Linked DNA regions of Homo sapiens: regions 1 and 2 are each linked to region 3. A link is a contact called in ENCODE Hi-C data. All regions are on one chromosome and are shown on one strand. The core of a region is the stretch at or near the end of the contact, and the rest is flanking DNA. Distances in the headings are between cores, read along the strand shown. Region 1 holds the start of VWA8 (von Willebrand factor A domain containing 8). Region 2 holds the start of EPSTI1 (epithelial stromal interaction 1). Region 3 holds the start of UFM1 (ubiquitin fold modifier 1).

Region 1 (3,732 bases), core at 782-3,281, 3.6 Mb after region 3:
TGGTTTCATGTCTTCTAAAGGCAAGGAAACAGAATAATTCTCAAATAGCTAAAACTGTACATACTAAGAATAAAAAAGCTAACTTTTATTGAGCATTAATATGTGCCACAGATTATATTAATTAATAAATCCTCACAACAACCATAATAGATATATTCTTCTTATCCTTTTACAGTTAAGAAAACTAGGACACAAAGTTAAGTAACCTACCCTCAACGACCCATGGTTAGATAGTGGATAAGTGGATTCCAACCCAAATTGTTTAACTCCAAAACCCAACCTATAGTTTATGCTATACTTCCACCTTTGACCTCTGCCTTCTAGGGCAAAGGAGCAAAAAACAAATAAAGAACACACAAAAAATGTAAAAAACAAATGAATAAACAGCCCAGAAGTGAGAGTAATTGAGAAAAAGCAAAAAAAAAAAAAAAAACAAAAAGTAAAATTTGAAATTGCAACACTATGGTGGGGGACGGGGGTGGTGTATGTCTTCAATGAATAAAACGAAATACGTGGGACCTAAATATGCTTTTTTTTTTTTTTTTTTTGAGATGGAGTCTTGCTCTGTCGCCCAGGCCGGAGTGCAGTGGCTCCGGTCACTCCAAGCTCCGCCTCCCGGGTTCACGCCATTCTTCTGCCTCAGCCTCCGGAGTAGCTGGGATTACTGGCGCCCGCCACCACGCCCGGCTAATTTTTCTGTATTTTCTTTTTAGTAGACACGGGGGTTTCACCGTGTTAGCCAGGATGGTCTCGATCTCCTGACCCCGTGATCCGCCCGCCTCAGCCTCCCAAAGTGCTGGGATTACAGGCGTGAGCCACCGCGCCCGGCCCATATGCTCATTTCTTAGCAAGGAAAACTGGGGGTTGCGGGGAAAATGCAAGAGGACAACGAAACCTACAATTTCATAGTGAAAACCTGTTATTCCAAGCAGCACTGACATTGACAAAATCTTGTCTGGAATCACTTCACCATTCAAGGGTAGCAACAACAGATATCCTTTCCTTAACCATCACAGTAACTCTAACTCCACCAACACACAAGAAAAAGAATTCCTAAAACCAGCTCAAGTAGAGCCAAAAAATACTGAGCTTAGAAATCAAAGCATGTGATTCTAGCATAGTAATTAGTTGTGTGTTCTCCAGCGAATCACTTTTCCCTTCTGGGTTTCAATTACCTCATTTGTAGAGGCAAGTGTTTTAACTAAATTAAGGTGTAACTGTCAGCTCTAAGAATTACGTGAAACTTTAAGGAAAACTCCTGTAAAACTTGGAAAGGCTCGGGGATGCATTTAAAACACCGTGAACTATGGGTTCTTTGGCAAGAATGTTCCCTTCTAAGCCGCCACAAGCCCTGGCTAGAACATGACACAGACCGGCTTCCAGGCCCTTGAGGCTCAGAGAGCAAGGTCAAATCCAGCTTTCAATAATTCCATAGGGCTGAGGCATTAACCTCTACGAGTATTATAACCTAAGTCAGAATTCTGGGGGTAAAGGCAGCGGCAGGGGAAGGAGAAATCACTCTTCTAGGTCATCAGAAACCTTAGTCCAGACCCCTCGGGTTGCAGAATCAGGCACAGAGAGGGCGAGCGCCTTGCCCCCACGTTACACAGCAGTTAGCGCCGAGGTCGGGACTAGAACCTCAATCTTTCAGCTCCCCGCTCGGCAAACGGTCCTTCCAAGCGCAGCGAAGCAACAGAGAGGAGGGGCGGGGGCGCGCGGGGACCCGGCACGGAGCGCAGGGGCACCAGGGAGGACAGGGGCGCACCCCGAGTTACCTGTGTCGGCCCCCGAGCCGGCGTGCAACAGTCTGACCTCCGGCCGCTGCCTGTCGCCACCCGGCCTGCGCTGCACCACCTGCCGCAGGAGCAGCCGCATGCGCCGCGAGGCCGGGCCGCCGTGGCCTCCGGGTGCCCCGAGGAGTAGAAGCCGGGATTGCATGGCGCCGGGGGGGCTGTCGGGGACGGCGAGGGGGCTCGGGGATCGAGCGGCGTCCCGTGCAGGCACCGTGAGGCAGCGCGGAGAAGGGGACAGGAAGCGGCACCTAGCCGAGTCCGCCGGAAACTCCTTCCCCCGCGGCGCGGCCGGCTCAGTAGACTCAGCCCGGCCCTACCCGGCCCTGCATGGCCCAGACGGGCGGAAAGAGCCTGCGGAGCTCCAGCCCAAAGAGCCGGCACCGTCCCGGGACTGCCCGCACCGCGGGGGTGCTCCGAGCTGCGGCGCTGGGCTCTGGCAAGCGCCTCGCAGTCCGTGAGACTGTCTGTTCACCTGGATGCACCAGGCCTTCACCCGCCGTTTCCCTGCGATCCCACAGAATCTCAGGAGTTCAGTAAATGCCAAGGGTTTTAGGAGCATTTGTCGGTGTGACTCTTCAGATGCTTGCCCCAAGTCTTCGTTTCTTAGTTAAAGGCCCAGTAAGTATAGGGAGCTTTCCCTGTATTCGGCTTCAGATTTCGGAAATGGAGAAAACATGCACAAGATGATGGGAACTTTCACAACTGTCTTGATTCATTGTAACCACACTAGTGTTTCCAAACCGTACGTGAAAGCTTTACCCTTTGTCCTTTTGGTGGTGGTTGTTTGTTTCTGTGTTTTATTACCGCTTCCTAAATTCTAAGGAAAAAATTCACATCTTAGTGATAGATGGAAATTGCTTAAATATCAGAAAGGATCCAGATCAAGCACTTTTCTAGTCATGCTGTAATACAAAAGTTATATAAAGATGATTTATGTCTTTAGTAAAGGAAAAAGTAGGACACTGGCTAAGGCTGCCTCCCTCTTGTACATTCCAACATCGGAAATGGTCCTACCACAAAGCAAACTAAGCCTAATGTAATTAGACTGCATCCCCAAAATGTCACAGTGAATTGACTAAGGCAAAATATTTGAGACAAGTTATACAAGCAAACATCAAAAAGAAGGCAGAAGACCTCACTTTCAGCTAAAGACCTTGCTAATTCTAGAGCTGCCACTGTCTAAATACATAGCACCTACCCTGCGCCTGACCCTGTGATGAGTGCTGAGAAGAGAGTGTTAGAGTGGAGACTGTAAAAGTCAAACAAGGCTAGGTAAGGAAGGCTTTGGGCATCCAGCGGAAGAACTTGAGGAATGAAGGCTGAACCAGGCTTCTAACCTAGATGAGGAGACAGTGAAAATAAAGGTAATAAGTAGTTACACAATATATTATGACTTCGTTTCATGTGTATCTTCTCATTTAATCCTCATAGCAACCCTAAGACATAAATTTAGGATGTAAGCTTATAAAATGCTTTTCCTACTTTGAGCACATTGTATGTATCAAGATTTTAATGAATTATCCCATTTCACATAAAAATGCTTTGAGGTACTATTATTATCCTCCGTTTTACAGATGAAGAAACTGAGGCTAGAAGAATTGAATACCTTGGTCAAGATATCTCCATTTAATCTCGCTGGAACTCAGTAGACACCTGAAAGAATGGGAGAACAACCTAAGGCAATTTTGCAAAGTGGTTGATATAAGCACTAAGAGCTCTTGGAGTTAAGACAATGGAGAGATCAACACAAGTTAGAGCATTCAACAACATTTTTTGCCTAGTTTTATTTTTTTTAGAGACAAAGTCTCACTCTGTTGCCCAGGCTGGGGTGCAGCGGCAGTATTATAGCTCATTGCAACCTCGAACTCCTGGGCTCGAGTGATCCTCCTGCTTCAGCCTCCCTAGTAGCTGAGACTACAGGCGTGCACCACTGTGCCTG
Region 2 (4,009 bases), core at 235-2,734, 4.6 Mb after region 3:
CTGTTTATCGGCCATAAGGTTATATACTGTTTCTTAGCAACCAGGGTTTGTCTTTCAGAGACTAGAAGTCGATGAAAAAGGAGAGACTAAAAATAAAACCATCTGGACAGTTCCAATTCACAGAGGCAGCACTTCAAAGGCAGTGATGTTGTGATAAACCATACTGTTGAGTTAAAGTTCATTCCATTGGCTAGAAAGAGAGGCTCATGACACTTGCTTAATAAATGTTTCCCGGATACTCACTGCAGTCCCTGAACCAAAGACCAGGAATAAAAGCTACCTATCTGTTCCTGCATAGAGCACATATCAACATCAGGGATGAGAGGTACTATGGTCACTCACCTCCTCACTCTCTCAGCTCCACTCCTCTGGTTGTAAGAGGCTAGTTTATCTGCGAGTCTTGCTGGGACGTAGGCTTGCTCCTACCTAGAGGCAGAATTTGAACCTTCTACCCCATATCACATTTCTTGTTGACCCTTACCTGTTAGTGTCTGATACAGTAATTCCGTTTAGGACACCAAGTTTTGTTTTTCTGTTTTGTTTTGTTTTGAGACAGTCTCGCTCTGTTGCCCAGGCTGGAGTGCAATGGCGCAATTTCCGCTCACTGCAACCTCCGCCTCCCGGGTTCAAGCGATTCTCCTACCTCAGCCTCCCAGGTAGCTGGGACTACAGGCACGTGCCATCACACCCAGCTTATTTTTTATTTTTAGTAAAGACTGGGTTTCACCATGTTGGCCAGGCTGGTTTCGAACTCCTGACCTCAGGTGATCTGCCTGCCTTGGCCTCCCAAAGTGCTGGGATAACAGGCTTGAGCCAACGCGCCTGGCCCAGCACCAAATTTTTAAAAACAGTAAGGGAAAAGTTATTTCCATACTGGTTGGAGTATGAGTTCTGGAGATACCTGGAAAATGACATCTTACTGGATGCCTAGGCAGTTCCGACACACCCATATCTTTCAATCCTGTAGCCAGTCACAAAAATCAGGAAAGTAGTATTCCTGGAAGGAACCGGGCTGGTTATTTACCAAAGGACTGCAAACTAGCCGACTCAATTTATAAGGTGCGGCATGGATACTTTCATTTAAGCAAATGAGCTTTCATTCAGTCAAAATCCCTGTTGTTGGGCCCCTGTGGTTTTAAACTCCAAGGACCAAGGTGCTTGTGAGTGAGTATGTTTGGGGCCCGGGCTCCCGCCCCGAAGCCAGGTTGTTAAAATACTCACCGCCTCTGGCCCGCGTGCACGACGCTCTCCCGCGAAGGGCCCTTAGGGGCTGCCTCCAAACCCTCTCTCTGGTCTTCCACGGGGCTCAGCTCCCCTTGCCGCCCAGAAGGGTCCTGGGGATCCCGGGTCGGGCGGGAGGCAGGGGAGGCGCCGAGCCCGGAGTTCACCACTCTATTGCGGGTGTTCATGGTTCACAGCCCGCGGGTCCCGGGCCGCCGTCGCTGCGGGAGGGATGCGGCTGGGACGCTTAGCGAGTCTCAAGATGGGATTCCAAAGTGCAGAGGCAGCGGTTTTAACAGCTGAGTTTCGGTTTCTCAGAATCAGCAGCAGACTGCGCCCGCCCCAGAGAACTTCCCCACGTATTCTCCACTGAGGCCCCGTCCGACCTTATCGCGGGTTAACAGCCCAGGATGTTGACTTGAGCTGGCTTGGTCGGCTACAGGTGAGACGGTTTAAAGTCTCACAATCACCTTAGAGGTTAATCAGAATAACTGGGATCAGCCACGGACACCTGGTGAGCGATTAGCCCGCAGAGTGACTACAATCCTGAAAGATACTTGAGAAACTGTTTAACAGGCAACTCTAATTTGAGGTTACCGCTGGATATTTGAGACTGTAAAAAATATATTAACCTTAAAATACCAGAGATTAGGTCAATAACTAAAATCATCTCAACAAAATGTCGCCTTTTATCAGTAATGACTGCTGTGTGGCTGTTACCAATGCACATACTTTCAAGTTAGAGGAAATGGAAACTGAAATCAAAAGAAAACAAAAACCTACAAAGCCGGAGAAGTAAGCTAAGGTAGACATGATTCTCCAGGCAGCCTTGCTAAGTAATTGACTAGACATTCGAGAACTATTAAAAATACCTGCTCTGTGCAGAACAGTGTGCAACGGTGATGTGGGGACATTTTAAAATATGGATGTGTAAGGCTCAGTTCCTGTAGGTTCAGGGGTGAGCTCTGGCATTCATATTTTTGAAAAGCTCCCAGATGATTCTGATGTGTGCCAGGGTTGGTCACCAGGGTCACAATGCCGTCTACACAAAGATGAGTGAAGGCTCTTCCCTCATGCTACCTGCATTCTAGGAGTATCCTAGTAGACAGGTAAACAAATGGGAATGCCACTTTGGGATAAATGAAATGACAGGCAGCTGTGGAGGCACAGAGAAACTGGGGATTAGCCCTCTGAGTAATTCAGGAACAGGGACATTTGAGAATGAGCCACCAAAGACATAGGAATTCACCAAGAAGAAGGAGATGCTATGGCAGAGGCTTGTCACTTAAAATGACATGGTGTGTACTTAATTCCAGGGGTTGTCATGTGGCTGGAGCACCCCAGTCCTAGGTCAGCAAGACAGTTAGGAGCTGGACTGTCTTCCTTATATTATTGGTGCTTAGAACAAAAAGACACATACAGGTTTGATAGCTAATGAAAGAATGAAATTGAAGGGTGGGCCAGGGTGGGACAGGAGAGGAGAAAATAATGACAAGGAACATGGTAGGAAAGTCAGTCAGGATTTCTATGCCATCCTAAGACATTAGGGTTTTGTAGAGTAGGCCAGAGTTTCACAAATTTCAGTAAGCATCAGAACCACTTGGAGGAGGGTGCGTTAAAACAGATTTATGGCCAGGCACGGTGGCTCACTCCTGTAATTCCAGTACTTTTGGAGGCCGAGGCAGGAGGATTACCTGGAGATCAGGAGTTGAAGACCAGCCTAGCCAACGTGGCGAAACCCCACCTCCACCTGGGCGACAGAGAGAGACTCCATCTCAAAAATATATATATATAGTTTCTGATTCAGGTCTGGGATGGGGCCCAAGGATTTGCATTTCTAACAAATTTCCAGGTGATACCAATGATGCCAGTCTCAGGATCACCCTTTGGGAACCACTGTTGTAGGCAATGTGGAAGGCACAGGAAGTTTTTCAATAGGGCAGTTACTCAATAATATCTGTTTTACAAAGTTAGCTTCTAACAATGTGAAAACGGAGATTGAAAGATGAAGAGACTGAAATCGGGAAGATAAATTCAGAGCCTAGTTACGTCTAGGTAAGAAATACAGATCTGAGCTAAGGCAACCCAGAAAGTGGGGAGCAAAATCAAGACATTTCACATGGGCCAGGCTCAGTTGCTCATGCCTGTAATCCCAGCACTTTTGGAGGCTGAGGCAGGAGGATCACCTGAGGCCAGGAGTTTAAGGCCAGCCTGGGCAGCATGGTAAGACCTCATCTCTACAAAACAAATAAATAAAACATAAAAGACATTTCACATGAGAGATTAGCATAGATAAAAACTAGATGAAAGAGAGAATTGAGTACTGGAAGGCAGCAGAGAGAAGGGGAGATGGCTTTTATAGTGCTTTGAGACCAGCTTTGCCACATACTGGCCACACAACCAAGGCCAAATCTCTTAATTCCTCAGAGATCCAGTTTCCTCCTCTGCCTCATGTGGGTATTGTGAGGAATAGAGATCATCCACATCAGTGGTTCTCAAATGGAGTTGATTTTTCCTCTAGCAGACATCTGGCAATGCCTGGACATATTTTTGATTGTGAAGCCTCAAAGTGGGTAGGTGCTGCTAGCATCTAGTGTGTAAAGGCCGGGGATGCTCCTAAACATCCTACAATGCACAGAATAGGCCCACATGACAAAGAGTTGTCCTGCCCCACGTGTCAACAGTGTTGAAGTTGAAAAATCCTGATCTTCACAGTATGCCTACCTTATAGCCCCAGTAATTTAATGGTTGCTGTCTTTATGGTGACTTTTAGCTTTGTGACTGGATA
Region 3 (3,610 bases), core at 308-2,807:
TGAGCAGAAACCAAACTATAAATAGCAGGATGCAAATTTTGTTTCAAAATATATTATATGTAGTCTTATAGACTGTAAATATGTACACTCATCTCTTTCATTATTATTTGGCTAGCTGACAATAGGTAGACACAATCACAGTTTTATCCTTATTACTATTCTCACAAGTTTTAGTCACACCCACTAATTGAATAGTTTCAGCTATTAAGGCTGTAACTGTTGATCCCTGTATCTGTCAATCAATATTTGGCTTCATCTACATATATGGTAAGACCATTATTTTAAAAAGTGAGGATGGCTGTCATGAGAATGTTGGAGTCTTACTTGCCTACTCAGAACCAGAACTCTCTCCACTGGGAAATGTCACCATAGAAGATCAGTTGGCTGCAAAATTATTGTAAAGATGAATTTGATCTCCATTATCCCTACTACAGTTCCTTCCTGGTTCCTCTCTTAAGTATCTCTCCTTAAGAATCTGATGCATATTCTAAAGATCAACTAGATTGCCCCATTATTTTAATGCCTACCTGCTTCCTCCTTTGTCTATTCATGCTAATGTTTTAAAAGGGCATTTCAGTCATTGTGAGACAGACGCATATTTTCCAAACACAGAGGTTTAGATCTGTAATAAAGTTTAGAGGACAATTTTCTTCCGTCATCACTACACAGGATGTTAGATCCTAGAGAGTTGACGCCTACCTGCCTTACTCATCTTGGATTCCCCAGAGTTTAGCTTAGCGCCGGGCAAATAGAAAGGGTTCAAAGTTGGTTGTTAAATTGAATAAATGTGGTCAGTGATTAGCAACTCAGCGCACTGGTTTAATTAGACCATATAACAAATTACTGAAATCTCCTGTTCATAGATGTGTCTTCCCAACTAGACGCCACGTTCCCCAAACGTAGAAACCTCATTTTTTCTCACCCACCCCAGCGGGAGTCTTGGCATAGATAATTCGTACTTGATAGCTCTCTTACTTAACCGAAATTCAATAGTTATAAATCAGTATCGGAAAGTAAAGCGTGAAGGAGAAACTATGAGAAATGTAAAGGATATAACAGGATTGGTTTGCTGGAAAGACGGAAGAAAACTAATGATAAAGCAGTGTTACAATTCCTGCTTCTGGAGCACCAATTAAGCTTTTCCGCGCTCAGGTTGCCTTAGAAACTTTAGAGCGCGTCCGCCCCAGCCCCGCCCCCGGCCTCGCCCCGAGCTTCGCCCCAAGTCCATCTCGCTCTTCATCCGACTACCCCATACCCTTACTTCCGCCCCAACCTGCCAACTGGAACCTAGGGTCCTACGCTCTATGCCCACGCTTATTCTGCCTGACTAAAAATATGGTAGCAAATTACCAAAGTTAGAAAGATATCTTATAAATATAATCCATACTTTTTTCTTAGATATATAAACGCAAAAGCACAAGATATTTGTAATTTAAAAGCGCCATCTAGCATGAGCTCTTAGGGCCAATTTTCAGGCAGTGCGTTGGATAGCAACAACTTCGGAGGTCCCCAGATTGCAGAGGGAGACGTGGACGTGAGTGGAGCGGGGCGGTCCCCAGCACACTAGAGGAAGTCGTGCTACCCCCGCGGAGTTGTCGTGTGTTCTGGATTCATTCCGGCACCACCATGTAAGTGTTTGCTTACCGACTGCCATAATTCCTGGTCCAGCTGCCCGACCCTGACTCTCTCCCGCTCTTTTCCTCAGGTCGAAGGTTTCCTTTAAGATCACGCTGACGTCGGACCCACGGCTGCCGTACAAAGTGTGAGTAGCTCGGCCGAGATGGGCCTTTTGGGGCCGGACAAGACGGGGCTGGGTTGGGGATGATCCGAGCTTTTCCAACAACTACCCCACGCAGTCTTCATCTCTTCACTTCATCTACTTTCCTGGCTCGCGCCCTTCCAGGAGCCTTTCCCACCGGAGCCTGCGAGGAGAGGTCCGTACTTGCTCGCTAAGTGTCAGCTTGGCAGCTTGGCCCCGTCACGAGGGTGTGGGTGTGTTTCTGATTAGTGACCTCCCCTCGGAATTCATTTGGTGGGCAGGTGGCGCGGGAGGACAGGTGGACCAGGTTCTGGTAATTTGTTGGGATTCTTAAACAGTCCCCATCTGCTGGATATTAGAAAAGCGTTTCACCGCTTTGGCCAGCTGGTTGAGGAAGTTAAGGAAGACATTCCATCTTGATAGTCAAGACTTTGAAATTACTTGAACATTTGTTATTCCGCGGCTTCTGAGTTTCGTTGTGTATGAGTAACTCAGCAGTCGGGCATCACAAAGTAATGAGACTCAGATCACACCCTTCCTATGCTGGGATTTAATAGAGTATTTGGTAGGAATGGGAAATGCAGATAGGGGATAGTTTATCCATGTGGGGCCTTTACTTATCCTTCGCAGTTGAGTGATAGATTTTAAGTAAACACTCTTGAGGTTATTGCAGTTGGAAGTAGCATGAAATGTAGCAAAGAACAGGATTACAATAGAATTTTTTGCATAATTAATTAGTACCTTGGCCTACCTAGCTGACTGATAAATTTCAATGATTTACCAATCCATGATCCGTACAACCTCTCAGCCTTTTCCTCCCTTGATCTTTTCATCTCCAAAATATCCCTGTTACACTTTATCTCAGGTGTTCATGGTTGCAGCCTAGAACCTTAAGATTCCAATAATTGCTCCATCTCTGAGATGTCGTTTACAGGCACTCTTATGGATAAATACATTCTCTCCTACATGATTTACTATAATTTCTCATCTACAACGTTTCATTTAATCCATTAATCACAGTGATTTTTTATCTGTAGCTATCCCCACTTCTATTCCTTACCTTACTCCTTATATAGTTAAGAGTCCATTGGTCCACCTTTAAATCATTCTCATGCAAACACCCTCAACTCTGGTGGCCCTGTCTCTCCTCTCAGCATATTTTGGTTAGTGAAACACCAACTCTGAAACCAGCTGTTTGTATTATCTGTACATAGCTGACTGCCCCTGGAGAAAATAACAGACTGGAGGGTTTACATTAAATTCATGACTACAATTAATAGTACCTAGTACTTAATACATTCTTCAAGTTTGCTCATTTTCCTCCTTATTCTCAGAAAAGATTGTTTAAAAATTTCAAACTTTCCACAGCTGCTGTCTCCCTTGCTATCAAGCCATCAGAGGGAAATTCTATCATCTTTACACCAATGTAAACCTACCACTACATGGATAAATCCGTTAATTTCCCATCCTGTTAGAATGGAAAAAATGACTTCACTCCTATGAAAAACCACTTGAGCTATAGTTCCCATCTATTTCAGTCTTGTCAAGGTTAAAGTAGATGGAGTCCAGTGCCCCCTCTCTCCTCATGATTGGTTTTTCCCTTTCTACTGGATTATTCTCATCAATATGCAAATGTACTCGAAAGAGAGCGTGAGAAGGAAGGAAGAAAATGATAGAGTAGGACAATAACATTAAGAGCCTGGAACATTGTACCAGTTCAGTTAATATGTGGTGACTGAATGAATTTAGTAGGTACAACTGTTGTTTAGTATGTATGTGTGCGTGTGTAGTTGTGTGTGTATGTGTATAAGGATGTGTGTGTGGAAAATTCACATAACGTGTAAATGTGTG

Evidence for each region. A loop is a pair of places that touch in the nucleus more often than their neighbours do. Pooled maps may share reads with other maps.
Region 1: a loop to region 3 is called in a pooled map, with 11 times the contacts of the local background. The contact joins the promoter of VWA8 here to the promoter of UFM1 in region 3. A Hi-C loop is called at or near these places in 5 of 50 pooled maps.
Region 2: a pooled map shows a loop between it and region 3 (15-fold over the local background). The contact joins the promoter of EPSTI1 here to the promoter of UFM1 in region 3. A Hi-C loop is called at or near these places in 6 of 50 pooled maps.

The regions. Positions count from the first base shown.
Region 1 is chr13:41,959,078-41,962,809 of GRCh38, forward strand. VWA8 (von Willebrand factor A domain containing 8) reads right to left here and starts at 2,032. Exons shown (of 45, transcript NM_015058.2): 1 at 1,776-2,032. The coding sequence starts at 1,938. It overlaps VWA8-AS1 (VWA8 antisense RNA 1), which reads left to right and starts at 2,092. Exons shown (of 4, transcript NR_039974.1): 1 at 2,092-3,157. RefSeq lists enhancers at 265-765, 766-1,266, 1,362-1,501 and a silencer at 1,702-2,111.
Region 2 is chr13:42,990,757-42,994,765 of GRCh38, forward strand. It overlaps EPSTI1 (epithelial stromal interaction 1), which reads right to left and starts at 1,485. Exons shown (of 11, transcript NM_033255.5): 1 at 1,222-1,485. The coding sequence starts at 1,409. RefSeq lists enhancers at 1,499-1,618, 1,879-2,118.
Region 3 is chr13:38,348,294-38,351,903 of GRCh38, forward strand. It overlaps UFM1 (ubiquitin fold modifier 1), which reads left to right and starts at 1,558. Exons shown (of 6, transcript NM_016617.4): 1 at 1,558-1,628; 2 at 1,706-1,762. The coding sequence starts at 1,627. RefSeq lists silencers at 1,088-1,197, 1,895-2,109 and an enhancer at 1,308-1,517.